Linked DNA regions of Mus musculus: regions 1 and 3 are each linked to region 2. The links are chromatin loops, found by intact Hi-C in ENCODE. Cell type or tissue: left cerebral cortex. All regions are shown on one strand. Each heading gives the region's core, and the rest is flanking DNA. Links, peaks and the distances in the headings are about the cores only.

Region 1 (11,097 bases), core at 2,201-10,200, 66 kb after region 2:
CTTCAGCCCACAGGAGGGCGGCTTCTTCTAAGCAAAGGAAAGGGTTTTCACTGGTGGGCAGGCGTGATTCTCCGGCTATGTGAGAGCTATCATTCTGGGAGCTATCATGACTATAAGCTATATGCTATCATGACTGGACCTGGGAGTCTGGGAGGGTAGGAGCCGGAAGACTTCAAATGAGGTCCTTAGATCAGACCTGCATCTCACAGAAACCTCCCAGGAGGCCAGAAGGAGCCTGAAGGGTGGAGGGGGCGGGGCGTGGAAGGACTGAGGCTGCTGAGGCCTGGCATTGCAAGATGGAGCCTGAAGGGTGGAGGGGGCGGGGCGCGGAAGGCCTGGCATTGCAAGCTGCTGCTTCGATGCAGGTGTTCTGAGTGGGGTATTTTGAGTTGACCTAAGGGTGATTAAAATTTCAGCTTTCTCAAAATATCAAGTAATTATGCAAAACAGCTGTCTCACTTCAGCCCAGATTTACAGTCCCCCATCATCCCCTGCATCCAGGATAAAGCTCAGGGGAGGGGTGGAGCTTGGGGCCATGAAGAAGGTGAGAACTAGACATCTGACTAACAAAACCACGCATACCCCAAAGACTGTTCACAGCAGGCTCCATCCCCATTAATATGCAGCAAGCACACGGTACTTTGAGGCCCCCTGTATTCTGTATGAGCTGCAGTTCAAGATCTCTGGTTCCGCCCTTGCTGTTACAGTAGCGGTGCTGGCTTATTGTTGGTCGATGAACGCTGTGTTTATCGCTTCCATTAAAACCATTTAGAGAATGAATATCTCTGCTTTTATGGCTTCTGTATAATATTCAATTTAACTCACGCTGGGAGGGGAGCTGAAGGGAAGGAGGGTCTATCAGGAGCTAGGATGATTTAAATTCTAAGGAATGTTAAAGTCAGGAGAGTCTTTCTAAAGCATTACATGGTGCATGCTGGCAACCTTGAACTATGGGAACTTTGGAAACAATGGCTACAGGTTTGTTGTTGGTTTTGGGTTTTTTGTTTGGTTTGGTTTTTGTTTGTTTTGTTTGTTTCTGAATTACAGTCTGCAAAGGTAACCACAATTGTCCAGAATTGTAGCAAGCAGAGTATAGCAAGTAGGATCATAGGAGAGGAAGTAGCAGTTGACATGGCCCAGGCTGTCATCTGTTCTCTGAGCCCATCCACCCTCCCTAAGGTCATTCTGTTTCCTCTGAATTGACTCTGCTTCTTCGCCACTCTCACCTATGAGAAGGGTGAGTGGGCTGCTACGGCTCTCTAGGCTTCTGAGTGTGCGTTTCTTTACTTGTGATATCCCCACCCGTGTAATAAATGTCCATATTTTGCTTGTTACTAGGTTTGGCGTTACTGTAACAAATTACCTGAGATAATCAACCAAAGCAATAGCAAAGGTTCAGACTGGAGAGGTGACTCGGCAGTTAAAAGTGACGGCTGTTCTTCCAGCAGACTGAAATATGGCTCCTAGTACTTACATTAGGCAACTTACAACAGTCCAGCTTCAGGGGATCCAATTCCTTCTTCTGACCTCTGCAGGCATCTACACGTATGTCACACACACACACACACACACACACACACACAGAGAGAGAGAGAGAGAGAGAGAGAGAGAGAGAGAGAAATTAATAATAATAGCAACAACAACAACAACAAAAACTAAACTATAAACAGGTGCTAGGCATCCTGCTCAGTCCTTACAACCACAGACCACATGTGCCCTATTCTTCGTCCATTCCTAACACAGTTGCACATCCTGTTCTCTGGTCCAGATGGGTTATTTTGCCAATCTTTAGCCTGCCTTCAGTTTCCCTGATCCCAGACCTCACCTTAGTCTCACGTTCAGTGTACCTACTCAGTTTGGTGAGATCCACCTGTACCATTCCCAGACTCCAGGTTCGACTCTGGTCTCACACCTTGTAGGCCAGGCCAGTCTGGTAAGTCTGCTAGACCCTAGCCCACCCATGGCATATGCAACCTCCAGGATTAGCCCAGGTCACACATCCTATGTGCTGGTGAATTTCCTAGACCCTACCTCACCTGTGCCATATTCAACCTTGAGGCCCATTTTGGAATGCACATTTGTGGGTCAGCATTGCCCGATGAGTCCCTTGCTGGCCCACGTTGGTCTCAAACCACAGGCCCAGCCTCAGTTGCACACCCTGTAAGCTAGCCTAGCCGGTGAGTGCCAAGACCCAGGCCACTCACCCCATCCTGACACTCCCAGGCACAGCTCAGGTGGCACAGCTGGCACACTAGCCCACGCAGATGGAGCTCTTTGTCCCAATTGGCATTTGTTCTTATTTAGCTCTGAGTTATAAGAACCCTTCTTCCTCCAATCCTAATGATCAATAAGTAACTGAAGGATTGACCTACCAACTCCTTGTGCCTGATCTGACTCAGCCAAGCATGGCAACCACAACCAGACTTCTACTCAACAGGGATAACCTAGAATCTCACATCAGACATACACCAATGAATAAAGTCAGCACAGGAAGGTCTCATCACAAAAACACAAACAATATGAGAAGCCAAGGCAAGATCTCATAAGCTAATCCACCAATCTTATAAAAATAATTCTCTACCAAGAATTATTTAGATGATTCCCCCCACCCAGGATACAGAACTTAAAAGAACAATACAAACTTCATCAAAGAATTTAGAGAGCTTAAAAAGACATAGACAAATAAGAATAGCAAGAAAAGCCAGAGTGATTAGAGAAAGAAAGTTCACTGCATACAGCTGAAGGACACAATGGTGACAAATGAGAATTTAAAAACTGAACTCAATAAAGAGGTAAAATATTGCAGGCAACTCAAGCTACAATAGATATAGAATTCAACAACAAGAACAACAACAACAAACCCCCAATACCTACATAGAAAACCCAAGGGAGAGCCTTCTAAGAAGACTAGATCAAGTAGAAGACTTAAATATAAAGTAGAGGAATTAGACCACACAAATAAGGAATTGGAACAGTCAGATAATCATTAAAAATACCAACTCTTTAAATTATAGGCAAAATAGAGAAGAATCTCAGGTTAGTGGCATAGATCGTGTTTTCAATAAAATCAAAGAACAAAGTTTCTCAAATTTGAGTAAGGACATAAACAAACAGATAGAAGATGCATAAAAGAACTCCAAATAGACAAGACAAGAAATTTCAGCCACCATACTGTAGTTAAAACACTAAACATCCAGAACAAAGAGAGAGTGCTAAAAACTTCAAAAGAAAATACAAGCCACCTGCAAAGAAGAACAACCACACTAACCACCAATTTCTCAGTGGAAACTTTAAGAGCACGGATTGCTTGGAGCAATGAACTTCAAGTTCTTAGAAACTATGGATCCCAACCTAGACCGCTTACTGTGCACAGCAAAACTATCTGATGGAGTTGAAGGAGAAAGAACCTTTTCCCATGATATGAGCAGACTGAAATAATTCATCCTCACCACACTGGAAGCAAAACTTTGGACTCAGAGGAGTAGGATGGGTAAGAGACGATAGAGAGAAATCAGATGAAGCTGCACTTGGTGAAACACAAAATAAGACCAAGAACACAAAGAGTTTAAAAAAGTACAAAATTATGGCAATCAATATGACTTTCAATAAATAACTGTAAACATTAATGTCCTCAAGTCCCCAGTCAAAGACAGGGACTTTAGTTGAATGAGCCAAGAAATAAAATCCATCTTTCTGTTGTCGAGGATCTACTTAAAAGTGAAAGGGTGCAGGGGAAACATGCCAAGCAAATGGCACTAGGAAGCAAGCTGGCGTCACTAGCCTAATAGCTGACAAACAGACTTCACACTAATGGAAACCTCATCCTAATCAAGGGAACAATGAACCAACAAGACATTACACCCTAGACATAAACATGCCCAACACTGGAGCATTCAATTTGATGAAATTGTTCTCTTGGAGAAAAATCATATGATCATCTCAGTAGGTGCAGAAAAGGCCTTTGACAGAATTCAGTATGCCTTTAATATAAAGGCCTCAGAGAGAAAAGAAATAGAAGGATCATATCTCAACATAATAAAGGCTATATATGGTTAATTTATTGCCAACATCATCCTAAATGGAAGGCAACTCTAAACATTCACATTGAAATCAGGAACATGATAGGGCTATGTAGGCTTATATTTTCCAAAACCTACTTTAATAAGTGTACTTAAATGCTTTAACTTCCCTTCTAGCCCAGCGCCCACCAGAGGTAGTGGAAAGAAAAAGTTAATAGGGCAAATAGGTTAAAGGGTGTGGACCTGTTTGGAAATAGTTCTTTGGGGCAAATCCAATGTGCATTGTCAGGATATCAGTGGTAGCTCAGTCCAGAAGAAGCTATGTAGCTCTGCCAATCAGTCTGAGCCTGCAAAAGCAGCAGGAAGCTACCTGAACACCAGCAGAAGTTCTTGGTGTATTTCTCTCTACAAAGTCACAACAAACTATCAGCAAGGAAAGCAAGGCGAACCAATGCCACAGTGTCATCAGTCAAGACCAACTTCAGCAGAGCCCAGTGATGACCAGCAAAGAGTGCCAAGGTGAACCAATACCATACAGCATCGTTCACTGTCTGCTGGATTGTATTTATACCCCTTCTAAACATCGTGTGTTCTCTCAAACATATGCTCTAGACAGACAGTGCATGCCCTTTTACCAGGCCACTTCCAGAAAAACACCACATGTCTGTTCTCAGCAAAGTATCCTCCCATACTGGTGTCTGCTTCAGCAAAAACATCCTCTCATAAGGCAGTTTCCAGAAAAATATCACATAAATTAACTGAGTCTCCAAAGAAACCAGAAATTTGCACTGTAGGGCTATCCACTATCTCAACTCCTTTTCAGTACAGTTCTTGAAGCAATAAGATAAGAGAAAAATATTAGGAGTATAAAGAAATCAAATAATTCCTATTTGCAGCTGATATTATAGTGTACATAAAAGATCCCAAAAATTACATCAAAAAATTTCTAGAAATATCAACACTCTGAGCAATGTGCAACATAAAATATCAACTAAAAAACCCAGTAGCTGTTCTATACCAATAATAAACACAGAGAAAGAGATCGCAAAAAAACTCTCATTCACAATAGCTTCAAAGAAAATAAAATATCTAGGAATATACCTAACCAAGGAGGTGAACGACTCTTAAATAAAAACTTTAAATTTCTGAAGACAGAAGTTTAAAAAGAGACTGAGGAAGACACCAGAAAATGGAAAGATCTCCCATGCTCATGAATTGGTAGAATTAATATTGTGATTAATATTGTGAAAATGACCCTTTTACAAAAAAAAAAAATCAATTTACAGATTCAACATAATTCCAGTCAAAAATCTCTAAATCATTCATTCCAAAAATAGGGGGGGGGGAGTCCTAAAACTCATATGGAACCACAAAAGATCCAAGACAAACAAAGCAATCCTGAAAGGGGGGGAAAGGCGGGGGGGGGGGGGAGAGACAGTGCTGGAAGGAAGGATTCCCATACCAGATTGTATGTTTGCCTTAGTTAGGGTTTTACTGCTGTAAACAGACACCATGACCAAGGCAACTCTTATAAGGACAACATTTAATTGTGGCTGGCTCATAGGTTTAGAGATTCAGTCCATTATCATCATGGCGGAAGCATGGCAGCATCCAGGCAGGCATGGTGCAGGAAGAGCTGAAAGTTCTACATCTTTATCTGAAGGCTGCTAGCAGAATACTGGCTTCCAGGCAGCTAGGACAAAGGTATTAAAGCCCACACCTACAAGACCACACTTTCCAACAGTGGCACTCCCTGAGCCAAGCATATATAAACCATCGCCATGCTGTGTCACTGAACTACAGCAATAAAAGCAGCATGGCACTACACAAAAAGCAGACACATAGATCATGGTTGGGAGAGGGGCTGGAAGAGGGGGGACATTAGGACAATGGTGCTATGAAGGAGAAAATGAGAATAATGAGAGGAAGTGTTTACAGAAGGGGGAGGGGCAATACTAAAGGAAAGGGGAGAGGAGATGAAGAAAATTAAGGATGATTGAAAAGGTCACAGGGAGACATTATTGTATGTTCACTTAATATATAGATTGCCAAGTTCTGCATGTCTTCATGCAGGAACCTAACTAGCTGACAAGAGAATGAATGAAGGGTGGAGACATAGAAACATGTGCAGAGAAGCTGGGATGGTGGAGGGCATCAACTGCAGCCAGGAGCCTCTGCACACTTACCTAATAGGTCTGATTCAAGCAGGCAAGCTTACTGTATACAGCTGAATAAGGTGGAGGGCTTCTGGTGTACAGCTGAAAAGGGGGGCAACTTTAATGTTTGCACGAGGAGACAGACCTCAGGCTGCAGCCATCCAGGAGGAGGAAGCTGTGGTTGATAGTTTCTACACACAGTGGCAACAGCCACATTCAAAGCAGAGGAAGGTTCTTCATCCTTCTGAGCATCAGTAAGGGAAGACTCAGACACTCACATGGGTCTGAGGCACTGCCACCCTTGTATGTCTGTGACCATGACTTCTTCTGCTGTTTGCATTCACCTGAGACTTCCTTTGCTCCCCGCTATATATAATGTATATACATATTTTAACTACATATAGGTATATACATAATTTAAATGAATTTAAATAAGGTGTGCATATACATAATTTAAATGAAATTGTGTTGCTGGCCTTCCAAGAGCCATAGATGACTTAACAAAGTCCCCAGTGCCAGGCATGGGAAATCTCCCTTCAAGTCATGTCAGAGGAGACCAAGAGACTCCCCAAACAATATAGGCTATTCATGTTGCTCTTGCTTGCCTAGAACTTTAAGTACCTATTGCTAAACACACCATACACTTTGGACATAGGGAATAGAGCTGGAACTAGTCTGGAAGCTTCCTCCCTGGGGACTAGCTCTCATAGTATCCAAAAGTACACATGCAAGCGGCCAGTGGAGAAAAGCTATGAAAAGTCTTGCCTAATGCCTTTGAACCCACAACCTTGCCATGATATACCAAGGATAATAGTGGCACTTACATTTCAGGGATAACCAACAGCCACTTAATTGGGCCTAAGGCCCTTTCAATAGGTGGGAATTCATACCTAGTACTGTAAACCAACTACTTGTGGCTGATGAGGTCCTGGACCCTAGAAGAGACTGTTATTGTCATGTTCCTAAACCAGTAAAATCCTCAACCCACATATTCTAAATGCCTACCCTTAACCCACATATTACAGGAGTTCTCACCACTACTTTTGGCAGCAGACTGCAGAGATCTACAACTGGTTCAAATGCACAGAACATCTGACTGTGGGATACTCATCTCCAGTTGATGCATCTACAACACCATAGTTACACCTAAGGCTCAGGGACTATCAAGGGGGTGGGGTGGTAGAAAGAGTGTAAGAGCCAGAGGCCTGGATATTTTCTAGGAGATTGTGTCTTTTCTGTGTGACAGGATTTTGCACCTATGAATCTTAAGAATATGGTCACTTAAACAAGACCTGCACAATGACAATACCAGTTGATGTGTCAACACAGATGGGAGAAATCTCACAAGGTATTCATCTGCCTATGGAGGGTGGCAGGGTCAGGAGACTGAAAGTGTCTAACCTACTGGAATACTATAGGACATCTACATCGTGAAGGGATTCTTATGCCTGTGAAAGAGGAGGGTATCGTAAGACATGTCCATTCTAGATGTGAGGACTATGTAATTTGTTGTTCAAACCGAATAATACACATTCAAGGACAACAGCACAGACCCAGGAACTCTCACCTTTCTGCCTACTAGAAGGAGGTTTCTTGGCCAATGAACAATACTTTATTTTTACTTCCAGTTGCAGAAAAAAAAAAAAACAAATTTCAATTTAATACCTCCCTGCCCCCCTTATTCTTAGGTAGCCCAAGTCAGTCCCAGACTCACCATGAAGCCAAGCTTGTCTTGTGTTGGATTCCTGATCTCCTGCTTCTCACTCCTAAGTGCTGCGATTTCAAGTGCTCATCACCATAGCCAGCTACCCCCCACGAGGTTTCTAATAGTTCTGATAGCTGTAGTTTTATAATATGTACACACCATATTCAATAACTTGTTCATGCTTTGATGGCTTTATAAGCGAACCTTAGCTTGTTTAGAATCGGGATCACTTTTTTCCCCCCTAATCATAAAGGTCATCTTTTTAAAAAGACCTCATTAAAAATAATACTGTACGATATAGAGATGACTAAAGGATAACGTGAGAGCCCATGATGGAAGCAGCAGGGGAAACCCAGTAAGTACCACCAATGGTTTTCAGTGCTACCAAACAGTGAATTCACATACAACCAGGCTGACTGGGGTTTGGTTTGGTTTGGTTTGGTTTATTTTGTTTGAGACAGACTTTCAGATGTGATCCAGGTTAGCCTTGAACTCTTGCCTCAGCCTCTCCAGTGCTGAGATTATAGGCACATGGGGGGTGGAGTGGGAGTGGGTCATTGTTCCCTGGACCAGGCCATTCTTGTTGTTTGTTTGTTTGTTTGTTTATTTTTCATTAACTTATTTCTTTATTCACTTTGCATCCTGCTCAAAGGCCTCCTGTGTGGCACCTTGCTACTACCATGTCCAGACAGCTTTCCTGAGCTCAGCCCAAAATGGAAGACTCCCTTTTCTTAGTGGGCGTCCTCTTCTCCACCTGATCTGGGGAGCCCGACCCCCAATCTTCTTCCTGAAGAATGTCACATAGTCCTTGGTGAAATTACAGATTCAACTTCCTGGTATGCTTTTGCATGGAAGTGAGGTATCCCAGAACCTTAAACCTCAGCCAATGAAACTTCACCCTAAGAGCCCCTTCCTACTTTCCAAGGTTCATATACACAGATAGCACTTGATTCACCCCGAAAAAGTGTGTGCACACAAGCTGTTTCATTGAATGTCATCTAGGACAGCTATAATACTAAAATCCTTGGAGAAGCCCCACCTCCACTCCCTCACCACCCCTCCCTGCCCCCCCCCCCAGCCCCAGCTGGCATTCACTGCTGGACGAGAATCCAACTGACCAATCTGTTCTGGTCTTCACTCTGTCCTTCCCTGCCTGATGTACAGCAGTGCCTGGACACCCCCAAAAGTGGAACTACACCCCTCCCTCCTATCCTTCCACTCCCTTCCTCCCCTTCTCCTCAGACAAGAGGAGGCCAACCTCTGGGTACCAACTTACCCTGGCACATCAAGTCTCATCAGGATGAAGTGCATTCTCTCCCACTAAGGCTAGACAAGGCAGCCCAGCTACAGGAAAGGGATCCAAAGGCAGGCAATAGAGTCTGAGTCAGAGACAGGTCCTGCTCCAATTGTTAGGGGACCCACATGAAGACCAAGCTGCATATCTGCTACATATGTATAGGGGGCTTAGGTCTAGTCCATGCATTCTCTTTGGTTGGTGGTTCAATCTCTGTGAGCCCCCGTGGGCCCAACTTAGTTGACTCTGAGGGTCTTCTTGTGGTTCCCTTGACCCCTCCAGCTCCCTCAATCCTTCCCCTCTTCCACAAGACTCCTGAGCTCCACCTATGTTTGTTTGCCTGTGGGTCTCTGCACCTGTTTCCATCAGCAGCTGGATGAACCCTGACCAGCCCATTTTTATTCGAAGACTTAGAAAACTCTTAAGGAGTTAGTGTGAGAGTCGAAAGGTCAAGTGGAGCAGCAGCTTGGTGTTGGGCTGCAGTGTGCTGCATCCTGGGGTTTCCCTACGAGCTAGAACCAGAGCTCGCTGACAGTACCTTAAGTGCAAGGCAGCATTGATCTTCCAGGTTTGGGAGCTAATAAGGAGTTGTAAGACCCCCGAAGCTGGGCCTCCGCTCAAGTCCTGGGATGAAATGGCCAGCACCCCAATGACTCGAGAGAAAAACACACCTGATGCAAACTGCAAGAGGTTTTATTATCAGCTAGCTGAGGACGAATTCTGCTGTGCAGGGCAGGGGAGTTCAACCCAGAGCGGTGACAGTAGGGGGCTTTTAACAGTTAGCTGAGGAATTGGGAGGAGTTGGGAAGAGTTAGGAGGAGTGTTCTTCTCTGCCCCGATGTCCTTGGTAAATTACAATTATCACATCTCTGGTTGTAAGGCTCAGAAACAAAAAGGCTTTTTGCTGGCTATAGAGAACAAAGAGCTTCTTTCTGGCTGTATTTTTAGAGATCAGAGAAAACAAGCTTGGGGAATGTCCAGGGGCTTTACCTTCTAGGGAGAAACGCTCTAAGTTGGGGTCTCACAGAGTATGAACTATAGGAGGAAAGGGGTAACTGGAAGATATGACAGGAGTGTGACCCGGTCTCATCTGTGTCTGATTTAATTTATACTCTCTTTTTGGGAAGAAAAAGAGGCGGTACCGGTGTGCTGGACTGTTTTAAGTCAACTTGATACAAACTAACATCAGCTGAGAGGCGTGAACCTCAGTTGGGAAAAGGCCTCCAAGAGATCCAGCTGTGGGGCGTTTTCTTAACTAGTGATTGATGGGGAGGGTACAGCCCATTGTGGGTGTGGCCATCTCTGGGATGGTCCTGGAATAAGAAAGCAAGCTGGACAAGCTATGAGGAGAAAGCCAGAAAGCAGCCTTCCTCCATGGCTTCTGCATCAGCTTCTGCTTCCAGCTTCCAGCCCTGCTTGAATTCTTGTCCAGACTTTCTTCAGCAATGGACTACTATGTGGAAACTTAAGCCAAATGAACCCTTTCCTCCCCAAGTTTCTTTCTTTTTTTTTTTTTTTTTAAGATTTATTTATTATTATATCTAAGTACATTGTAGCTGTCTTCAGATGCACCAGAAGAGCATGTCAGATCTCATTATAGATGGTTGTGAGACACCCTGTGGTTGCTGGGATTTGAACTCAGGACCTTCAGAAGAACAGTTCAATGCTCTTAACCACTGAGCCATCTCTCCAGCCCCCTCCCCAACTTTCTTTTTGTCATGGTGTTTCATCACAGCAATAGAAACCCTAACTAAGACACCTGGTGAAATATGTCATCAATTTTTAAAAATAAATTTTAGTGGAGTCAAGATAGTCCTGGAAACATTTTATCTTTCCCTTCCCACCTATTTACTGTCAGCCAAGAGTCTGGCGACAGCTAGTTAAGCCTGCTTTTCTTTTCCTCCTACCTAGCAATGATGACAA
Region 2 (11,097 bases), core at 1,840-9,839:
ATTGTGCAGAGAAAAGTCTTGTTCGTTAAATCTTCCATTTGTCAGTGCCCAAAACAGAGCAGAGAAACCCTTCATCAGATTGGGGGCCACTTCCAGTTTCTTTTTGAGACTATGATTTTCAATCCAGAACCAGCCCTCATTGCCCAGTATATCCTGGAGTGAATGGCTTCTTTCTCAGTTGGCTTCATTCATTAAAGGCAAACTGCTTGCATATGCCCTTTATTTCCAACCTCATTCCAACTTCCAAATAGCTTTGAAATGCCATTCCCCACCACAAACTCCTCCTTCCTACCCATCACTAACACTTTCCCAGGTTAAATAGAATCCAACTCTTTCAGTATCCTGTTCCATTTAACTCTGGGCATGCTAATTGTATCCAGTAATTTCCTCTATTAACATTGATTTTTTTTCTTTACCTCTAAAACCTTTCTTTCTGGGGCTGCAGATATTGCTCAGTGATTAAAAGCACCTGCTGCTCTTGCAGAGAACCCAAGTTCAGTTCCTAGCTCCTCTCCTACATGACAGCTAACAAGGGCCTCTGACTACAGTTCCAGATTAGATGTCCTCATCTGGCCTCTCTGGGCACTATACACGTGTGGTTCACGACCATGCAAACACCCATATAAAATAAGAATAAACAAAAATCTTTGTGTGCTTTTTGAAAACAAAACTCTCCTTCTGTGGTACATCACTTTCCAATGTGACTGTACTTGGTATCAAGAAACAGGAATGGGATCAGCAGATACATCAGAAGTTTATTCAGGTTTTATTATCCACAATTAATTAATTAATCTACAGCATATTCTTGTGCCCAGCCTGGTCTAGTGATGCATGGCTGTAATCCCAGTACTCATATGTGTGTGTGTGTGGGGGGGGGGGGTTAAAAATTAGATTCCGGCCTGAGCTATATAGTCAGATTCTGTTCCACCATCCCCACACATGGAAACAAATAAACAAGCAAACATGTATCCAGGGTTTCTGATTAAGTCAGTAACTGGAGGCAATAAAAGTAAAAACATGGGTCAGAATAGATTAAATGAAGCATGCAAGATGCATGTGGTTAATGTTCATGATGGAGTTATTTTAAAACATACACACACACACCTAATTCTGTTTTTCTTCCTTCCCCTCCCCCACCCCCCTTTTTCTCTCTCCTTATAGCATTTACTGAATACACCTACCAGGAACAAGAATACATTAATCAAGACTATCTTACCTCCGAGTTGTTGATTTGAACAAGGTCAAGACTGAAAGGATGAGATTTAATTTCTACATTTACAACCTAGTGGGGTTGTAGCTGCTCTGGGAAACCGTTCAGTGCCCATAAGTCCAGAAATTCCAGTCCTGTGCACACCTCAAAGAACTGAGGATAAGAAATAAACCAACACTCGACTTCAGTGTTGATCTCTGGCCATGGGTCAAAGGGTAGAAACCAACTGGTTATCAATAGGTAAATAAAATGTTAAATATTATCACATAACAAAATTATATGTCATATAATCTTATATGTGTAGGCATAATGTTTTTGTGCACCATGTGGAGGTTATCCTTGTGTTGTTCAAATGCTGATTTCTCTGCTCTCTCATCTGGTTGCAATCCGGATACGACATTGTAATGCTTATGTCAAGAATCTCCTGTCTCAAGTTCGTGGAAACAATGTTCTTCATTTATTCTCTGCCTTGTCAGTAAATGCTGGAAAAGCCAATAACTAGGCAATGGAGAGCATGAGGCGGGATTTCCACCAGCCAGGGGAAAAGGGAGAGAAAGAGAGGAAAAGAAGAGTCCCCATGAGGAAGGGGACCAGAAGACATCAAGGCAGAACACACCTGAGGCCCAAATGGCCAGACCAATACAAAAATGCAAGTGTCTTGAGGATTTTGGCTGGTCGGTAACCATATTAGATTAGAGAATTAGAATAGAATTATAATGCCTAGTTATTGTACTTTAAGTTGGAAAATAAATCTTGGTCTCTCTGTGTCATTATTGGAGAACTAGCTAAGACAAACAGCTACTGTGTTAATTTTCTGCATACATTTATAGTAAAATTACCATTCCATGTATGATGGTTAGTTTTAATGTCAATGTGCCACAAAGTTGCTGTGAAGAGGAACCATCAACTGACAAATTGACCTATGTACATATCTGTGGGACACTTTTTTTTTCCTGATAGCCAGATGATATAGGAGGGTCCAGGCTATTGTGGACAATACCACCTGTAGGCAGATAGGTCTGGACTGTGAAGAATAGTCGCTGGACCTAGGTCTGGAAGAAAGCCAATAAGTAGCACTCATGGTCTTTGATTCTGGTTTAGCTCTTCCCTGGGCTTGGTGATGGGTTGAGACCTGTAAGCTAAAATAAACCCTTTTGGCCCTTTTTTACTTTTTAAATCACAGCATTTAGCATAGCAATAAAAAGCACACTATACCAGCAACGACACTTAGTATGTTAAGTATACAGTATTTCCACCTTAACAAGGAATGAAATTTTTACAGCTTTTAAAAAAATATTGTGTATGTGTGTCTGTGTGTGTGTCTGTGTATGTCTGTATGTGTGTCTATGTAAGTCTGTGTGTCTGTGTGTGTGTGTCTGTGTATGTCTGTATGTGTGTCTGTGTAAGTCTGTTTGTCTCTGTGTGTGTGTCTGTATGTCTGTGTATGTATCTGTGTGTCTCTGTGTATGTCTGTATGTGTGTTTGTGTAAGTCTGTGTGTCTCTGTGTGTGTGTCTGTGTGTCTGTGTATGTGTCTGTGTATATCTGTGTGTCTCTGTGTGTGTGTCTGTGTATGTCTGTGTGTCTCTCTGTGTGTATGCATATGTGTTGTTTCTCTCCTTCCACCTTGTTGAGGCTCTCTTGACATCTCTGGTATTCTGCATTCTCAAGGCTAGCTGACCAGCAAGCTTTCAGGATGTTCTCCTCTGCCTCTCATCTTGCCTGAGGGGTCCTGACTGAGAAGGCAGATGTCAGTGACCTCATCTTGGTTTCTTGTGGGTTCCAGGCACTGAACTCAGGCCATCAGTCTTGCATGGCAAACATTTTACCCACTGAGCCGTCTCACAGGAGTGAAATTCTGATAGATGTTACAATATGAATGAACTTAGAAAGTATTAAGACCCTGCTGAAATAATCCAGGCACAAAATAATAAATGTCATGTGATTCATTGTAAGAGGTACTTAGTATAGTCAAATTCATAGACGCAGAACTAGAACCGAGGTGTTAACAGAGATAGAGGAAAGAGGACAGGACCATTAATGTTTAATTAACACAGAGTTTCTGTTTGGGATTATAAAAAGCTCTAGAAACAGTTAGAGGCGGTGTTTGCAAGGTTGCTGTGAATCTGTGACTGTGGAACTGCCGAAATTGGTTAAGATCATAACTATGATGTCATGCATCGTTTACCATAGAAGCAAAATCCATGCTAAGTGACAAACTGAGGTACAGTTCAAGACAGAGAAGTAAGCTGCTCTGTTCAAGTGTGATAGAATTAGATGTTCATGATATGTATTCTACAGTTGAACTGTGTGTGTCCTCACTTTGGGAAATCTAATGGAACTGAAAATTAAGAGGTGGTTACATGAAAAATGCTGTTTTACCCCCGGGTTTACCCCAATATTCTTTTAAATAGACAGTTGCCCCTCTACTAAAGTTAATCAATTGCTAATTGGCCCTTAGACCCCCAAGGAAGGCTGCTGAGGAAAGCATTCTTTGGAAGGAGGATCCAGAAGGCCCAGAACAGGAGCCCCAGAGCCATACAGGCAGCCAGGCTCTTTGGCCCCTCTGCTCTATAGAGGCACTGAATACCCCAGGAGAGCTGAAATGTGCTGGTGACAGCAGAGCTACCGTGCTTGGGCTGTTCTCCTTGCAGTGACTCAGCATCTTTTCCAGAAGACTGCCAGGACCAGGTGTGGCCTTGTGAGAGTTCTACAAATGCTCACGCACAGTATTATTTACCAAATGAGGAAATTACAGACTGAATTAAGGCTTTAATAGAAGTGTCAGTGGAGGGTCCATTAAATGACTATAAGTCTACTCCAAAATTCCATCTACTTAAAAAATTCAAGCGATACAAACAATTTTATACTTATTAACTTGGTTGGGTTTTAGAAGCAGAGTCTCATGGATTAAGTAACTGAGGGTGATCTTGAACTCATGACCTGCTACCTCCTGCCTCTACCTTCCACGAACAGAGATTACAGGGCTGTTCCACCACACCCAGCTGACATGTAATTTTAGAGGAGTACTCCACAGAGCATAAACTAGAAAATTTAAGTTGGCCCTCCTCTCACCTACTAAAAGGGACATATTTTCTTCTACGTTTGTAGCTCAGTCCTGGACCCAGATAAACCACATACGCTGGATCCACAGTAAGCACAACTGACAGCATGAACGGCGAGGGAAAAAATAGCTTGCCATACTTTTCACTTTCTTACAAGTGTGGAAAGCATAGTAAATCAGCTGCTGATTAAGAATGTACATGTTTTGACTTGCACATGAGTCAAATTAACATACATAAATCCAACATCTCCATACCGCTCATGCAATGGCAATACCTAATAGTCAATATTTTTTTCAAACCCATCAATTCTGCAGTGACACGCTTAAGTTACTATGCATAAAATACAAAGCAACTTATAATCAAAACTAACTTTTGTTTTATTTCAATTCAATTATCATTTATCTTCTATAGAAAAATTTAAAAGGCATGAGATTTTTTTTAAATCTCGTTTTATGTTCAAATTCATTATATAAATACTTAATATCACCTAGGGAGACTGAAGTTTGAGGTAGAGACTAAGAATTATCATCCCTCCGTATGATGAATTAATACTATAGCAAGTACCGTGTGTTCAACTAAGCACCTTCTTGTCTTAGAAAACCCCAGAAATGATCAGGCTTCCAACTTACAGCTTCTGCGATGTGACTTTCCACCTGCATCTCAGCGGTCCTGTCACTGCCTCCTCTCTAACAGCATCTGGGCAGGGAAGTGTCTCTGGGAACTGGGGACACACTGTAGAATGTCATACTGATGGGCCAGGTCACCACTGGAGAGGAGGAGCAGGTCCAGAGTGCATACCTGGGACAGAGCAGAACCTGGCTAGAGCCAAGGCAATCAGAAGGGAGTTATGAAAAGACAACCTGCCCCTTCTCTTGACTCTTTCATCCCTCAGGACTCAGCAGGCCCCAGAACATAGCCCATGTGGACCAGTCTCTCCTTGCATCCTGCTATCTGTATACCTCTGACACTTTAAACCCGGCGCTATATATATGCCAAGAACTTTGGTTCCTGTGTCTTCGTAAACTACTGGCATGGAGCCTCAGAAATCTTTATGTGTTTCCTAACTTGGCGTGATGGCAAGATTTTTATAAAAGATTGATATAAACAGATTTTCAGGTCCTTTCTCTAGGTGCTTATATTTATGCATCTGTCTGGGATCCGGGAATCTGTTTAAAGAAATAAGTACCAATATGCTGCCTTTCCCTAGAGAACCCTGGGAAACCCTAAGCTTACTTAATCTTCAAAGTGCCCCCCAAGTGATCTCATGGAGGGAGCATCTAATCATGGTAGGCTACTGGGCTAAGGAAGGCTTTGTTGACAGGAAACAGAAACCTTTTCCCACAGGACATTCTATGTAGCTCCAGGGCCTGTGGTCACTGTCACGGTCATACACCTTTAGTCACAAGCACCAGGTAATATGCAGAGCCTGGGTGAGCTGCTTCTCAGCACACAGGACTCAGTGAGCAGCCATAGTGCCTGGGATCCAGGAAGGTGGAGGGGTGTGGGGAGTAACCAAGGGTGGGGGTAAGAGGCGGGATGATGGGGCCAAGCTGGAGGCCAGAAAGCAGTGCATATGCATTTCAATCCACAGCTGCTTCTGCTCCTGTATAAATCAGACAGAGAAGATGGGAGAGGCAGGAAGAAAATGTAAACAGCTGGGCAAATTCAATCCTGTGTTAAATATGAATTTTCAAATATTCCAGACTGAATATGTTAGTTGAATTATTCATTTTCTTGACTTCCGATTTTATTTTTAGTACTGCCGTGTGAACAAATCAGAGTCTGGAGACACAACTAGATGCCGAGATGGGCACCTGCGTGACGAGTTGCCACACAAAGTGGGTGCCCATGTGCTTCCTCATTTATATGAGGACAGAGTTGGGGACAGTTTCCACCCTGGCAGGTTTGCTGTTGGGTTCCCATAAATTAAAGATGGATGGCTGTCTTAGTTAGGGTTCCCATGGCTGTGATGAAGCACCATAACCAAAGCTTGCTCTTCCATATCACCGTTCATCATCAAAAGAAGTCAGAGCAAGAACTCAGGAACCTGGAGGCGGGAGCTGATGCAGAAGCCACGGAGGGGTGCTGCTTACTGACTTACTCCCCATGGCTTGCTCAGCCTACTTTACTATATAGACTATATACAAGTATATACATATATTTATAATATGTATTTATTATACATTATATAAATAGATTTATTATATATTTATCATAGAATATATATATTATATGAGGCTAGAGAGAGAGAGAAACTACTGGGCTAGGTAGCCCCACCAACAATGGGCTGGGCCCTCGGAAATCAAACACTATTTAAGAAAATGCCCTACTGACTTCCCTACAGCCTGATCTTATGGAGGCATTTTCTCAATTAAGGCTCCTTCCTCCCCAATGACTCTAGTTTGTGTCATTTAGACATATGATTAGGCAATGTTTCTTATGCCAGACATTTCCAAGGAGGTAAGTTGTAGCCAGGGGATGGCTTTGGTACCGTTAACAAGTATGCATGCAGGGCAGAAAGTTTATAGGTGGCAGATGACCTACTGTGGCTTCCTTTGACAGTGTCCTAGGATATGCAAAAGTCACTTAATGATTTTCTATTTCAATGATGAGCATACAGGTCTCAGTTCTTTTTCTCAAAGTGGACACACACACACACACACACACACACACACACACTAATTTCCATGGCCATTCTGCCGATAAAATTTCAATCACTAAAACTTTCCCTTTAAAACCAACAAGGCTTTTTATCTCCCCGCAAGGGCCAGATAACGATTGCGCAGGCCACTCGGAATTACCAAAGACACTGAAAGTGGAGCAGTGGAGATAAATGAGATCACTGTGGAAATGCTGCAGGATCCAGGGCAGTCCAGCCCTTCAGCTCTTTCCTCACTTGACCTTGGGGTGAAGCTGCGGTGGGTAATTCCATTCCCTGTGGGGAAGGACAGTGAATGACCAAGATGGACCCAGAGAGGAAGAGGCCACGCTATATGAAGAAGGAGAAACTGCGTGAGGATTTAGGAGACAGATCCTAACCACCTATACCGCCTTCATCAGTCAGTTCCCACTGGAAAAAACAAAACAAAACAATAACACTCTCCCTAATGTAAAGGATAAAGCTGGACTGAACCTGTAGGGAGAGATTCCGAAGGACCTTCCAAAGTATCTTCGTGAAGCACGTGGGAAACAGTGGGTTCTGGGATATGGGTCTTTAGATCTGCTTTTGTCGGCTCATAGACTGGGGCTTTGTCCTCTGGGATGTGCCTGATGCTAAGGGGAGTTGGAGAATCCCAGATGAAAACCTTTTCCATTTCCAGTTGTAACACCTCTCCAAAGGAAAAGATTGTCAGCTAAAGCAAACTGAAGATCTGTCAGAGCATTAACCAGAGAGCAAAAGAGGTGTCCAATGAAGAAATGTTTGGAATGTGCAAGTTATAGACACAGATGGGGCTCCAGCATAGGCATGGGGCACACTCACTCTGGCCTCACTCTTAAAGTGGTTCCAGTTCTTGTTGCCCAGCGGTACCACGGTGCAGCGGGGCCATCAGTGCAGTGGAACCACAGTGCATCGGGACCACAAGTGCATCGGGACCACAGTGCAGCAGGACCACCAGTGCAGCGGGACCACAGTGCTGCGGAACCACCAGTGCAACGGAACCACAGTGCATCGAGACCACAAGTGCATCGGGACCACAGTGCAGCGGGACCACCAGTGCAGCGGGACCACCAGCGCAGGTTTTGTTAAGAAGTAGCTTAATTTAGTTTTTAAAACTATTACACAAAAACTCAGAATTGCATATGAATGGGATTTTTGATGACTCTTTCTCTTACATCCCTAGTTCTATAAGAAGCTACCTTTTCCCCAGAAGCACACTTAGTTGCCTTGAACCACTTGCTGCTGGACGAGAACTTGGGCTCATTTTGTCTTAGGACTCTATGCTTTGCACAACAGCATGTGACCAGGGCCTCCATCCTAATTAGGTCTCAATTGATGTGATTAAAAAAAATGACCAAAAGCGTCTTAGAGGAAAGGTTTGTTTTGCTTACCCATTGAGATTATGTTCCATCACTAAGGGAAGCCAAGGCAGAAATTTAAGCAGAGCAGAATCCTGAGCAGGAACTGAAGCAGAGGCCGTGGAGGAGTTCTGCTTACTGGCTTGCTCTCCATGGCTTGCTCAGCCTGCTTTCTTTTACATCCCAGGACCACGTGACCAAAGGTGGCACTGCCCATAGTAGGCTAGGTCCTCCTTCATCAACCAGGAATCAAGAAAATGCTTCATAGGTTTGCCTGCAGGTCAGTTGAATAGACATCTTCTCATCTGAAGCTCTATCTACCCAGATGACCCTAGCTTGTGTGACATGGATAGTAACCTAACCAACACAGCTTCTGTCGGTTAGTCCCCTTAAAGTCACTCACTCTGCCTCATCCTCTGCAATGAAGTCACTCACTCTACCTCATCTATGTAACATGTCTCTTGCTTCCATCACTGGTGTAATGTATCCAGTTTCTTCATTTCACTGTGTTTCCATCCTCATTGTCTGATTCCCAGTCACATTGAGACTGTGTTTCCTTCTCTCAGGAATTACAGGCACAAACACAGTTGCAGGGACAGAGACCTGCATAGCAAGGTGGAAAGACCTCCAAGGAAGTAATGTTTAAATACTTAAATAAAATATAGCACAGAGTTAATAGCCTTGTCTAAAAGAAGAATGTTCTTGTAAAGGGGAACAGTAGAATATAAAGATGCTGGCTGTCTTAGTCAGGGTTTCTATTCCTGCACAAACATCATGACCAAGAAGCAAGTTGGGGAGGAAAGGGTTTATTGAGCTTACAATTCCATTCTGCTGTTTATCACCAAAGGAAGTCAGGACTGGAACTCAAGCAGGTCAGGAAGCAGGAGCTGATGCAGAGGCCATGGAGGGATGTTCTTTACTGGCTTGCTCTGGCTTGCTCAGCCTGCTCTCTTATAGAACCAAGACTGCCAGCCCAGAGATGGTCCCACCCACAAGGGGCCTTTCCCCCTTGATCACTAATTGAGAAAATGCCTTACAGTTTGATCTCATGGAGTCATTTCCTCAACTGAAGCTCCTTTCTCTGTGATAACTCCAGCTGTGTCAAGTTGACACAAAACTAGCCAGTATACTGGCTTAGGGCTAGGATTCCTGCCACCCAGAGCAAAGAATATATTGCTATTAGTACAGAGTGAGAGAATTAGGGACCAGATGGAGATGAAGGCAGGGGAGTGTGTGTCCGATCACATAGAGGCCTAATGACCATAAAAGGACTTGCAGTTCTGTTTTCAGTCTGATAAGTGAATTTGACCAGCTTAGGATGTACTCTTTTTGTTAAAAAAATGTAATTTGTTTTTTTGTAAAATGTTTTATTTGTAAAAACATCTGTCTGAAGCAAGTTGTATAGGCTGACACTATACTCTCAGTACTTGGAAGTAAAGACAGGAGGAACAGTAGCTCAAGGTCATCTTGGCTATATAACAAAGGTTAGCCTGGGCTACATGAAACCCTGATCTAAAAACCGGGTGGTGGCTGGAGAGATGATTCTGTGCTCCTAGAGCAAATGTGAATACATGACTGTAAACCTTCAGAACTCACATAAAAAGCAGGGCACAATCCCATTTGACCTAATGTGACCCCATGCGACTCCATGGGACCTCAAGTGACCTTATGGAACCCCATGGCTAGGTGAGGAGCAGTGCACTCCAGCTTCAGGCTCAGTGAGAGTTTGTCTTAAAGGAAGAGAATGACAGAGTGATGCCTGATGCTGTCTTCTCACCTATAATTTATGACTGGATCCATGTACATGTGTACACACACACACACACACTCACCTGTCTGATGGACAGGTCAGAGATGGTGAGAAAGGAATAAAATCAGAGAACTCCATTCAACAACTGAGGTCGGAGAAAATGTGATCATAGTAACCTGGGGATGAGGCAAAAATTCAGATTCCATGTTGCCAAATCTGGGCCTGGTAAGATGTGCCTATAACCCCAATACTCAGGAGTCTAAGACAGGAGGATCTGAGTTCAAGGCCAGTCTCTGGTCTTCACAGTGAATTCCTGTTTCAGACACAACAAAACCAAACAAAATAAAAGTCTTACTGATGGGCCGCATATGAGGATTGAGGAAGACAAAGGAATCAAATCTGTCCCCTAGGTCTCTGCTCTGAAGCACCTGTTTGCTAACCCCAGTGAGGAAGACTTGGGGAGGAACTAGGACAAGGGTTTGGGCCCTGCTGAGTGGAACATGCATGACACTTCACGTGGAGATGGTGAGCAGGCAGCTGCTCTAGTCTTTTGACTCTCAGAGGAAGCATCTTGGGTCATCAGCAAAGAGAGAAGAGCAGAGCTGGAGTCTGGACAAGGTCATCTGTAGAGAGATGCACGTGGAGGCTCCAGCACCACCAGCATCCAATCCAAGATAAGAGAAAAGATCCAGCAAAGGAGACGGAGAGGATGCCTGATGAAACAGAAGACAACCCATGAGAGTCTGACATCCCGGAAGACAAGGAAGTGGTTTAATATAAATCCCATTTAAAGTATCCATGGTTTATCTTTATTAACTGACAAAATGATTCTAAGCCACGCCAGAAAAGTGTAATGTGTGCCTGGGATAATGGACCATTCCACCACATCCTTTCCTTCTTAGCAATTGATATGGTTATGGTGCTTTTATGATCTTGAAAAAGGAAAACAAAAACGTTACTTTAAAAAAGAAAAGCTCCATTCGTTCTGTTTTCTACAACATAATACCTCCATTTTATTTATTTATTTTTTTACACTAGCACATTTCTCTCTGTCAC
Region 3 (11,097 bases), core at 454-8,453, 76 kb after region 2:
CTGACTTCTTTTTGGTGATGAATAACAATGAGGAAGTGTGAGCTTAATAAACCCTTTCCTTCCAAATTTGCTTTTGGTCGGGTGTTTTATAAGAGCAATAGAAACCCTACCGGAGACACCCATCCTGCTGAACCTAGCCGCTTGTCTGATGCGCACATCAGAGGATTTTAAACCTGCCTTGATTCATGCCTTTGTTTGTTCAACAAAAATCATAAAACTTCATGAAACTGCTTCCACATTGGGACATGAACTTTGGGGTAACATAAATCTGTGTTTCTGGGCCTTAGTCACTCAAAATGGCTCCAGCATAAACTATTTTTTATAATCTTTAAAATGAGAGTTGTGATTTTCGAGTCAACAGGGCATATATGCTTCATTTATAGATATTTCAGTTCTAATGCTAAGCAAATAAGGGTTTGAAATAATTAAACACATTCACAGCAAGATTGGAAAGAATCCATAAAAGAATATACAGGGGTTTTCTTTTTATACCTTTGCAGACTGAAGGAGAAGCCACACCCATAGTAAAATTCCAACAAGGCTGATCAGTTGACCAGACCTTCACATCTGCAGAGAGTTGGAATGTTGAAGATCTAGAGCCAAATCAGCTTGAGCCTAGCAATGATGACAACATTCTAGTTCTACAGCATATCTTACCAAGAAGCAGATTTTCAAACGACTCTGTAAGACCCCCGAAGCTGGGCCTCTGCTCAAGTCCCGGGATGAGTTGGCCAGCACCCCAATGACTCGAGAGAAAACCACACCTGATGCAAACTGCAAGAGATTTTACTATCAGCTAGCTGAGAATGAACTCCTTCTGCCACCCAGGGCAGGGGAGTTCGACCTGAGCAGTAACAGTAGGAGGCTTTTAACAGCTAGCTGAGGAATTGGGAGGAGAGTTGGGAGGAGAGTTGGCTACAGTTCCTTTCTGGAGATGAGGTGGGGGTGGGAGATGGGAGGGGGCGGGTGAGTGAGCTGTAGCTCCTCTCCAGCGTCTATCTCCATGTCCTTGTAGGTCTTCCTACAATTATCTCATCTCTGGTTGTAAGGCTCAGAAACAAAAAGGCTTTTTGCTGGCTATAGAGAACAAAGAGCTTCTTTCTGGCTGTATTTTTAGAGATCAGGGAAAACAAGCTTGGGGAACGTCCAGGGGCTTTACCTTCCAGGGAGAAACGCTCTAAGTAGAGGTCTCACAACTCCAGTAGGGCTTCTCTTGTACTCTCATCTGTCCTAATATTTTTCCAACCAATAGGCAAAGCATTTGGTTTGCCTATTGCATATCAGCAGAATACTAGCTTCCACCAACCCAAGAGCTCAGCATGCCATCAGATAACATCTGAAACCCATGGTGGACATTGCCTCCCTCCTGTCTATAACCAGCCTGTCTGATGTATCTGTGAAGCATTTGGGAAAGTCCATGATGTGTGTGTGGGCTTGTTTTGTTGTGACTAGAAAAGCTGTAACTGCTTCCACACTGTATCATGTTGTATGCTGTAATCAGGTTACACCCATATTCCGTGCCATGGTCACGTTTGGCTCAGAATAAAATTTCTCTTTATCCCTTTGAAGTGAGAACTGCATGTCACATGAGCCCCATCTTTGAGCATTAGTTATTTTTTTTCCCCACCACAGCTTGTATTTACTTTCTGTGAATTTTGTTTCCAAAGTGTTAACGCAGAGCTCTTGACCAGTTTTCTGTAGAGAGTTGCTTTTTCTAAGTTCTGTGGTTAAAACAATGTCTAATGTAAATATTTTAAGCCCCAGTCAGCTGATTTTTCCAAGGAAGAAAGCTTGTTTTGTGGCTAGCCTCTCAGCTTCAAGCTGAGATCTTCAACTATTCCTCTGCAGCCTCCTGCAAATTCAGCCCGAGGCTAATTGTTACTGCGGGTGGCAGTGAGGGGCAGGCCTGCAGGTTCCAAACCCTAAGAGCTCAGCAGCACTTGCTCTGCAGGAAGGAGTCTAATGCACACATTTGCTAATAGCATGTTTACTCTGCGTTAACCATCCATCTGGATGGCGTCCAGACAATTGGCTCAGTGGGAGTGCTAGACTCCATGGCCTTGGTGTTTGTGAATCCTCTCCCTGCTCTGGGGGAGGAGACTGATAAGAAGAATAACATCACCATGCCTCAAATCTCAGAGACAAGACTGGTCACCTGATCATGAGGACAAGACCGATGGTTGTTCAACTGCCTTTGTTCCCCCACTTTATAATCTGCTGGCTAACGATGAGATGAAGACCGATCTAGCACTGAACTACAATCTTCTCAGACTGCTGGATCTCCGAACAAAACAACTTAAAAGATCCGGGTCCTGAGCTCCTCACGTGTGACAGGCAGCAGAGTCACGTACACTCCCCCAGCCTACAGTGAGTCAGCACTAGCACTGGCCAAAAGCATCCGGAGAAAAGCCGGGGCTGTGGTCTGCTGTGGTCCCCAGGGGCAGCGATGGTGACCCACTATGGGGAACAAATGCTTGATGGACAGTCATGCTGGGAAGACACGGGGACGATTACTGGGAGTCAATGAGTTTGTTGTACATGTTATGTCATTTAAAATCTTAGTTGTAATTCTATGAGGTGACTACACATATTGTCCCCATTTCCCAAATGAGAAAACTGAGTCTATGAAGAAAGGTTAAAGAGCTCACTGAAGATCCCACAGCTAGAGCTAAGTTACGGTGCACTGCACCTCAGTGTGTCAAACCTCAAGCCTTCAGCCCGGGCTCTCCAGAACAGTCCATCCCGAGACGGGATTTTTCCGAGTTAAAGCAGAGATTCTTAGCATTCTGAGGAGTTCACTCTTAATGTGCCGTCGAAACACTTAGCTCTCCATGTTTTCTTGAAGCATTTCATGGAAATGAGGGCATTGTATTTCATAACTAGAGACGGCCCAGGCCACCCATCTCATATCATCCAGGCTCCCAAATCAAAATATCAAGCAGACAGTTCAGGAGATTGGTCCAACAGAGAGTAAAGAGACCCTACAGGTGGGAAAATGCGTTAACAATGCAGACTAACTAACATCACAACGCCACTCCCGGGAATACAAAACTGAAGCCCCGTTCCAAGGAATCCAGGCTCAATCTGCCAAGCCTTTGCAGCATCTCCCAATAAAATCTTGGTCTTAGGTTACATCCAGCGTTTGGTTCACACAAGCTAATTGAGAACACTTTCTGAGCTAGCTCTGTTTTCTCACTGCCGGTGTGGAACATCCCCTTGCAGTGGGTAGGTAGATCAGAGCTCCCTAATGGATTCGGACCAATTTAGATCGGATTCAGTTCACATCTGTGAGTGAACGGTGAACTTCAAATGTCTCTGGGGAAGAAGTTGTCCTGTGCGGTGCGTCCCCTCCCTTCCCTGCTTACCCCTGGCCTGCTCCTGTGCTCAGGCAGAGGTGTCCACTCAGGGAGGCTGCCCTCTGCTTTGCTATGGAATGCTGTGATCTCAGCTCCACTTACAGAGTACTACAAAGGGCAGGCCAGACTAGATCTTCAAGTACAGTCAAAATAACTTCAGAAGCTTGGGCCCTTGGCAAGCATCCCACTTCAGGGATCTCTCTTAATTCTTTTTGTCTATTGCCGGTTGGTTAGGAAAAACATGCGTGCTCTTGTGGCAAGAACATGACACCATGAATCAGAACATGTGTGACTTTTTCCTGTGTAGGTGTAAGACCCGAAAAGCCTTACGTCCGGGATGTCCCACTCACAGAGACGCAGAGATGGAGATCGATGCAAACAGCAAGAGGTTTATTAATCCAGCACGCTGGGGTCGGTCTGAAATCAGAATAGAAGCGACCCCGAGTAGCTAAAGCACACACCTTTTACACATTTTTGGGGGGCAGTTTATCATTGGTTAACCTTTAGTGACATTAAGGGGCAGACTTAAGGACCGAAGACATTGTGTGGGCTTTTCTATACAATCAGAGAACTATCTCTTAGCGCATCTTGCAGTGAGGCAAATTCTGGGAAAAGAATACACTTACTTAACTCTTTACAACCGTGGTCATTTTGAGCTACCACAAATCTTACATAGGGCAGGGTAAGGCACTCCCAAGTCTGAGCCTCAGTTTCCTCCTCACTACAGATGTGTCTTCCCTCGAGGGCAAGTGTGAACAACAATTGAGAAGATGCTGCATTTGAGAGCACACCATGGAACTGGAGATGTCATGAGTATTTAGTCATAATAATTTCAGTTTTACAGCCGAGGAGGCTGCAAACTCTCAGACAGATTGAAGCCATATGTCCAGTAACACACAAAGCAAGGGGGCTAGAGTGAAGGCTGGCTCAGGGATTGAGTTCTGTTTCCAGCATGCCTGTGGAATAGCTCACCACAGCCTGTAACTCTAGCTCCGGGGGATCTGACACCTTCTTCTAGCCTCAAGGGCAGGAGCACATCTGCAAACATGTTTATATACCCACACACCGACATACACACAAATAAAAACAAGTTATGCATGTGTGTTTAAATTAGGCCTAACTTCAGAATTTCCTTTTTACGTATTAGGTTCAGATTTACTGTCAATATAGTATTATTGTCATAATGTATACTAGAAGTTTTAACCCTAGTTGCAGAAGTCCCTCAAAGGATCCCAAATGACTTCAGCGCAGTACCTAACAAGAATGAGCTAAGACTTGCACCTCACAGAAGTAAGAACCAGGAACAAGAAGACTGTTTCAATGCCAGTCCCTATGGCATCAACTGTTATTATTTGGTGGCTATTTTTACACAGAAAAGCTCAGAGTGCCGAAAACTTCCCCTGTATATTCTTTGTCTTTTGAATCCCTGTGCCCTGTGAATCATGGTGATGTAACACTATATTACTGCTAGTGGCTTTCCATGGTGCTTTTGCCAATGGACACAGTAGAAAGCAGAAATCTGCTGCCCTTAGCCAAGGACAGGGTGTTGGTGGGCTGTTGGACAAAGTTGCTAATTAAAAAATAATACTTCATAGAAAAAAAGTAAAAGCACTTCAAAAGGAAGAAAACCTGAGCTATTTTCCTGCTTTCTAGTTCCTTAGGAATCTGGTCTAAAAGTTAGTGTGCATTTTGAATTTGGGCCATCAGTTCATCCTCAAGTAGCAACCATTTCTTTACTGGTTTTCAGTTTCCGATTCAGTATCTTTCTCGAAACTGGCTGTATAAACTCTACTCATTAGCCAATGCTAACCACTCTCGAGTTGCTGTGGTATGGAAGGTTCTGATTAGAATATCTATAAGTAACAGACAGGCGGCCATCCATCCTAAGGTGCAGTTTCTGCCGGGGGAGGGGGGGGTGCGGGGGTGGGGGGACACCTACAGCAGTGAATTGTCATTTCTTGGCAGGTGTCTAAAAGTGGTTCCTTTCCTTGTCTGGTTATGTGATAAGACTGTAGCTCTCTGTTGGGTCAGATGATGACTGCCCAGGCAAAGGAGAGTCTCCCACATCTCTTGGAAAGGGATCAAGAGATAAAAAACGAACAAAGGAACAAACAAAAGCCCACGAAGCTCAAAGGGGAAAATGAGCCATCATGACCTGATTTGTCATTCTTTTCAAAGCAGAGAAAATGCAAAAAGGACCAGGCCTTCGATTTAGCACGATCCGATCTCTGGGTGTGCCCGGTGAGAGTGTTGGCAGAAATGATTAACTGAGCAGGGAAGGCCAACCCTGCATGTGGGTGGAACCAAGCTATGGGCTGGAGATTGAAACTCAAGACAAGGGGAAGAGTGAGAAACCCAGCAGAGTTCCAGAATCCCCTGCCCTCTGTGTCCTGACCCATGGAAGGGGTCCCAGCCAGGCATTCTCACCACCAGGAACCCTGCCATGCCTTCCCAGCTGTGACCCACTGTCTTATTGCTATGAACAGACACCATGACCAAGGCAACTCTTGTTTTTTTTTTGGTTTTTTTGTTTTTTTTGTTTTTTTTGGTTTTTCGAGACAGGGTTTCTCTGTATAGCCCTGGCTGTCCTGGAACTCACTTTGTAGACCAGGTTGGCCTGGAACTTAGAGATCTGCCTGCCTCTGCCTCCCGAGTGCTGGGATTAAAGGCATATGCCACCACACCTAGCTGCAAGGCAACTCTTATAAGGACAGCATTTAACTGGGGCTAGCTTACAGGTTCAGACATTCAGTTCATTATTGTCAAGGAAAGAGGATGGCAGCATCCAGGCAGGCATGATGCAAGAGGAGCTGAGAGTTCTACATCTTCATCTGAAGGCTGCTAGCGGAAGACTCACTTCCAGGCAGCTAGGACTAGGGTATTGAAGCCTATACCCACAGTGACACACCTACTCAACAAGGCCATAGTTATTCCAACAGGGCCACACCTTCTAATAATGCCACTCCCTGGTTTGAGCATATACAAACCATCACACCCATTGAACCCTGCTGAACCCAAGCCAAAACAAATCCTTCTTCTCTTAAGAAATGCTGAGAGAGCCGGGTGTGGTGGCACATGCCTTTAATCCTAGTACTTGGGAGGCAGAGGCAGGCGGATTTCTGAGTTCGAGGCCAACCTGGTCTACAAAGTGAGTTCCAGGACAGCCAGGACTATACAGAGAAACCCTGTCTCAAAAAAACCAAAAAAAAAAAAAAAAAGGTAATATTGAGAGAGAGAGCACACAATATTTGATCCAGTAGTCCTACTTCTGGGTACTTCTGGGTATATAACCAAAAGAAATGAAATTGGTTTATCAAGGGGCACCTCCAACCCAGGCTTATTTATTGCATCATTAATCATAACCACCAAGATACAAGCTCAACCTAAATGTCCATCAGTATATGGATAGGTTAATAAAATGGATGACCATTCCACCTTTAGAAGGAAATCCCGCCACTTACAACAACACACACAGATCCCAGAGGACCCTGTGTTAAGTGAAATAAGCCAGGCACAGCAATCAATATCTTATGTTCTCACTTCTCTCATGAAAGCAAACTCACGGAGGTGGAAGGAGGTTACCAGGGCTGTAAGCAAAGAGGAAACTACAGACTTGTTAGCCTAAGGGACATGGTTTTAGTCAAGACATGAGTGGGTTCTGGAGGTATGTTATGCAACATGATGTCTACAGCAATATCACATGATTGACAGTTGCTAAGAGAGATCTTAAACATTTTCACCACATGAAAATATACATAGGTGCGGGGGGGGGGGCAATGCTAGATTTAATAATTTAATAATCAATGCCTTTGACTTGATAATTTCACCGTGGACACACAGACCAAGACAACACATGGAACACGGTAAGAGCATGCTGAACTTTCCGTCAGTTAGAACATACACGTGATTGTGCTTTGATATTTCAGTCTCCCCCCTCTTCCCCCCTTTCTTTCCTGAGCACTGATGCTTCTTGTTGATTTTCTGCCGGGGAGCCCCTCCCCCCTCACAAGCTTGGGGAAACCACCTTTATATTTAAATAAGCATTTTTTTCCACACACTGCAAATATTTTTCCTAGCATGTTATTTTTTTCTCTTACTTTGTATATTTCTATGTCTAATCTACATAAAAATTGCTATAGTATTTTTTGACTTTATATATGTTAGACATGTTCCTCAGCCCTGGACTGTAGCGTCATCAACCAGAGTTTAACACTTACCCTCTAAGTTTAATTAACCTTTTCTTCATCACCTCCCCTCTCTAGCACTATGTGTACAGTGGTCTCCCCCCCCCCCCCCCCCCGCTAAGACCACGCAACAGTCACTAATCTTTCATATACTTAATAGAGGTGAACTCTCCTCTGCTTTTATATGTTAAAATAAGGCTCTGACTTCCTTCCTTTTTTCAAAATAGCCAGTCACTTTCTCCAGGATTCTCTGTTGAAGAATCTAACTACAAATACTTAGAAATGTTCTAATTACATAGGAATTGATGAGTCTGTTCCCCATGGGGTTTTTTTGTTGTTGTTGTTGTTGTTTTTTGTTTTGTTCTGTTTTTTCTTTTCAATGCAGAGGCAAAGCAAAGCAGGAGAAACCAGGTCTCAGCAACATAGCAAGGTCTGAAGTCATTGTCACACCGACCCTACCGAGCATGGTGATGGACTACAACCTAAAAATGGCAATCCTTTCCAAGTGTGTACAAGATGCTGAGAGATGTTTTCCTCTCAATTTTCCTGGTTTTAAAATCTGAGCTCAGAGCCATGATTATACATAAATTATACATACACTTAAGAATTCATTTTCTATACTAGTCCATGATAGTTTGCCTCATAAATAATGTATTAGGAAGAAAGATTTTTCTAGTACAATCATTTGTCCCTAGTCACAAAAGCACAGCAGATTAAATGCTCAGTTTAGACAGAAATAACTAAGCCCAGGAACTTTTTTTTATCCCCCTTGAGGTAAAAATAGAGGAGAAATGTCCCCTCCTCCTTCAATAAGGACCGGGGCAGAACCAGCTAGTCACTGACGAGTTTTGTTTTAATGACCCTGAGAAAAGATTCTAGATTCTCCCCGTGTAACTTGTTCCAACTGTTAACGATCTCCATTAAAATAAAAATCTCCCAGGCAGCAAATGAAGTGGCTCGTCGTCGTCTTCGTCTGAACCCAGAGCAGCTGATTACTTAGTGGTGACTTTCCGCGGGCATCGCATCGTTGCTTAGTCTTGCCTCCAGACGATACAATCCCCACCATCCAGTACTGTGGCTTTTAATCTTCCCAATGCTGCGACACTTTAATACAGCTCCTTGTGTTGTGGTGACCCTCCAACCATAAAATTATTTTTGGTGCTACTTCATAACAGTAATTTTGCTACTGTTATGATTAGTAATGTAAATATTCTTGGAGATAGAAGTTTGCCAACACAAACTTGTGTTGTGACACACAGCTTGAGAACCTCTGCTCTGCACAGATACAATCCTTTCTTTATGCCCACAGACTTCAAAGTAACTGCAGACACCCATTGAGGACCAAAGAAACACACCTAAACACATGAAAATCCACTCTCTCTGCCATCTTACAACCGTCTAAGACTAATCATAAGTTTTCCATTTTAATTCTGAAATCTTGTCTCTTCATTTGCTTCTTGAAAGGTAATGAATCAGTTTGCTTTTTATTTCAGTAAAAACTCAGAGAAAAGCCCAATATGATCTTCCCTCTGTGGGGGCAGGGAAATGAGACTGGTTACCGAGAGACAGAGGTGTGTGAGCTTAAACATCAGATGTCCCTTGCGCAGACACTGTGTAGGGCACAATGCTTTGAGTCTGAGCTTTGAGCCAAGAGTGTATACTTTCCTAGGGAGTGGGGCTAATAAATGACAGACCTTGTGGATGCAGATGACAAAACCATTAAAGGGAGGGAGAAGAGAATGCCATAAGTGGAGTTAGGTCCTTGAACAGTATGAACAACACGAGACAGAGTTCACAACTTCTGAACTGAATTCATCCTAAACACCTACTAGAGTGTAGAGGGTTTTTGCTGTTGTTGTTTGTTTTGTTTTGTTTTCAGCCAAATTCTGGGTCAAGGGATTTCAACCAAATAACTGGTCTTAGCCTATTCAGGCTGCTGTGTCAAAAAATGCCTTAGACAATTTGTCCTCCTTATTCTATTGCTGTGAAGAGACACCATGACCATGGCAACTCTTATAAAGGAAAACATTTAATTAGGGATGGCTTACAGTTTAAGAGGTTTAGTCCATTATCAGCACAGTGGGACAGTGGGAGCGTTGTGACAGGCAGGCAGACATACTTCTGAGAGTTCTGCATCCTGATTGGCAGGCAGCAGGAAGAGAGGGAAAGATGGTAGGCCTGGCTTGAGCTTCTGAAACCTCAAAGCCCACCCCCAGTGACACACTTCTTCCAACAAGGCCACGCCTACTCCGACAAGACCACACTTTTTGATTCTTTCAAATAGTGCTACTTCCCGGTGACCAACTATTCAAATCTATTAGCCTATGGGGGACATTTTCTTTTAAGCCATCACAACTATCAATTCATAATTAAAATGTATTGCTCATCCTTCTGAGGTCTGGAAGTGTCCCTAGATTCTGTGACAAAGCACGTTCGCAAGGTGGGAGAGACAGAAAAATGTACATCGAACTCTTCTTAAAGAAGGGCAACTACTTCCATCCATGTGGGGTTTGCTTTTGCAATCCATTTCCAAAGTCCTCATGTCCAACACTGTTGCTTTGTCAACTAAATTTCAACACAGAAATGTGGGCCTGCAGCCAAATGTATGGATTCTAGGAGAAACAAGGAGGCCAAAGAAATGCTAGCTTTCTATAGAGTGTCCCACTCACAGTCCAGAGGCCAGTTTCCCCCCACAACCTGCTTCATCTAAGCCACCATCAATATCCCTCATTCTTGCTCGTAGGGATATGATATGGTGCCACCAAGAGGTGGCTTCTTCAAGATGGCTAGAAGGCGTGGGTCTAACAAGACTATGAAGTGCAGCTCCTGTTTCCTTGGCTAAGTTCCTGCTTCCTCTCTTTTAGCCCTAACACACACGGCACTTTTACCATCTTGCACACGCGGCACGGCACGTTTACCGTCTTCGCAACTGTCACCCACTCTCACAGGTGGCTGTAGAACCAGGTCAGACTGGAATCACCTAGATTAAACACTCCGGGGCGAAGTGCAGAAATGATGCATGGATAAAATCCCCTAATTCCAGCAGTTAGGAGGCTGAGGCAGGAGAATCACGATGAGTTCAACAGCAGCCTGGGCTTTAAGTAGTAAGGCTTTATCTCAAAGCAAAACAGTAAATGCCATCTTTAGACGAGCAATGCCCTTTCTACAGCCTGATCCCGTCAAAGCTGCACAGTGGCAAACTGGGGGCTCAGGGTTGAGGGAACACGATGGCAAGCTAGCTCATTGTTGTCTTCAGACATATACTAAAAAAAGCTCTCAAATTCAGCTTGGTATTTGAAGGACACATCAGCGTATGGGAAGCAGGAGAACATGGGCTATGGGGTACAGATGGTGGTGGGAAGACCGGAGGGGCTGGAGAATAGGGAAAGGGGGAAGGTGGGGAAGGGGGAAGGCAAAGAGAGGGTTAAGGGGGAAGGTGGGGATGGGGAGGCTGAAGGATAGGGGAAGGCAGGAGATGGGGGAAGGGGGGTGGGGGAAGGTAGGGGATGGGGAAAGGTGGAGAATGGGGGACTATGGAACATGCAGAGGGCAGGACT

Evidence for each region. Hi-C counts contacts between places; a loop is a spot of excess contacts. Peaks named below come from ENCODE experiments on the same cell type or tissue, not always from the same donor. Only the 100,000 strongest peaks of a DNase experiment are listed, where the experiment ranks them.
Region 1: a loop joins it to region 2, with 2.0 times the contacts of the local background. A loop is called at or near these places in 3 of 42 quality-filtered maps.
Region 3: a loop joins it to region 2, with 2.3 times the contacts of the local background. A loop is called at or near these places in 3 of 42 quality-filtered maps.

What each region holds. Positions count from the first base shown.
Region 1 is chr3:138,658,099-138,669,195 of GRCm38, reverse strand. No RefSeq gene overlaps it. Among named protein-coding and RNA genes, the nearest start is that of 4930425O10Rik, 63 kb to the left of the region's middle. In left cerebral cortex, for the core only: no CTCF peak of the experiment used is centred there; no DNase peak of the experiment used is centred there.
Region 2 is chr3:138,723,777-138,734,873 of GRCm38, reverse strand. 4930425O10Rik (RIKEN cDNA 4930425O10 gene) reads left to right here and starts at 7,890. Exons shown (of 4, transcript NR_040545.1): 1 at 7,890-8,012. In left cerebral cortex, for the core only: no CTCF peak of the experiment used is centred there; a DNase peak (open chromatin) is centred at 6,034.
Region 3 is chr3:138,646,099-138,657,195 of GRCm38, reverse strand. No RefSeq gene overlaps it. Among named protein-coding and RNA genes, the nearest start is that of 4930425O10Rik, 75 kb to the left of the region's middle. In left cerebral cortex, for the core only: no CTCF peak of the experiment used is centred there; DNase peaks (open chromatin) are centred at 1,529, 1,877, 3,470 and 4,244; H3K27ac peaks cover 400 bases.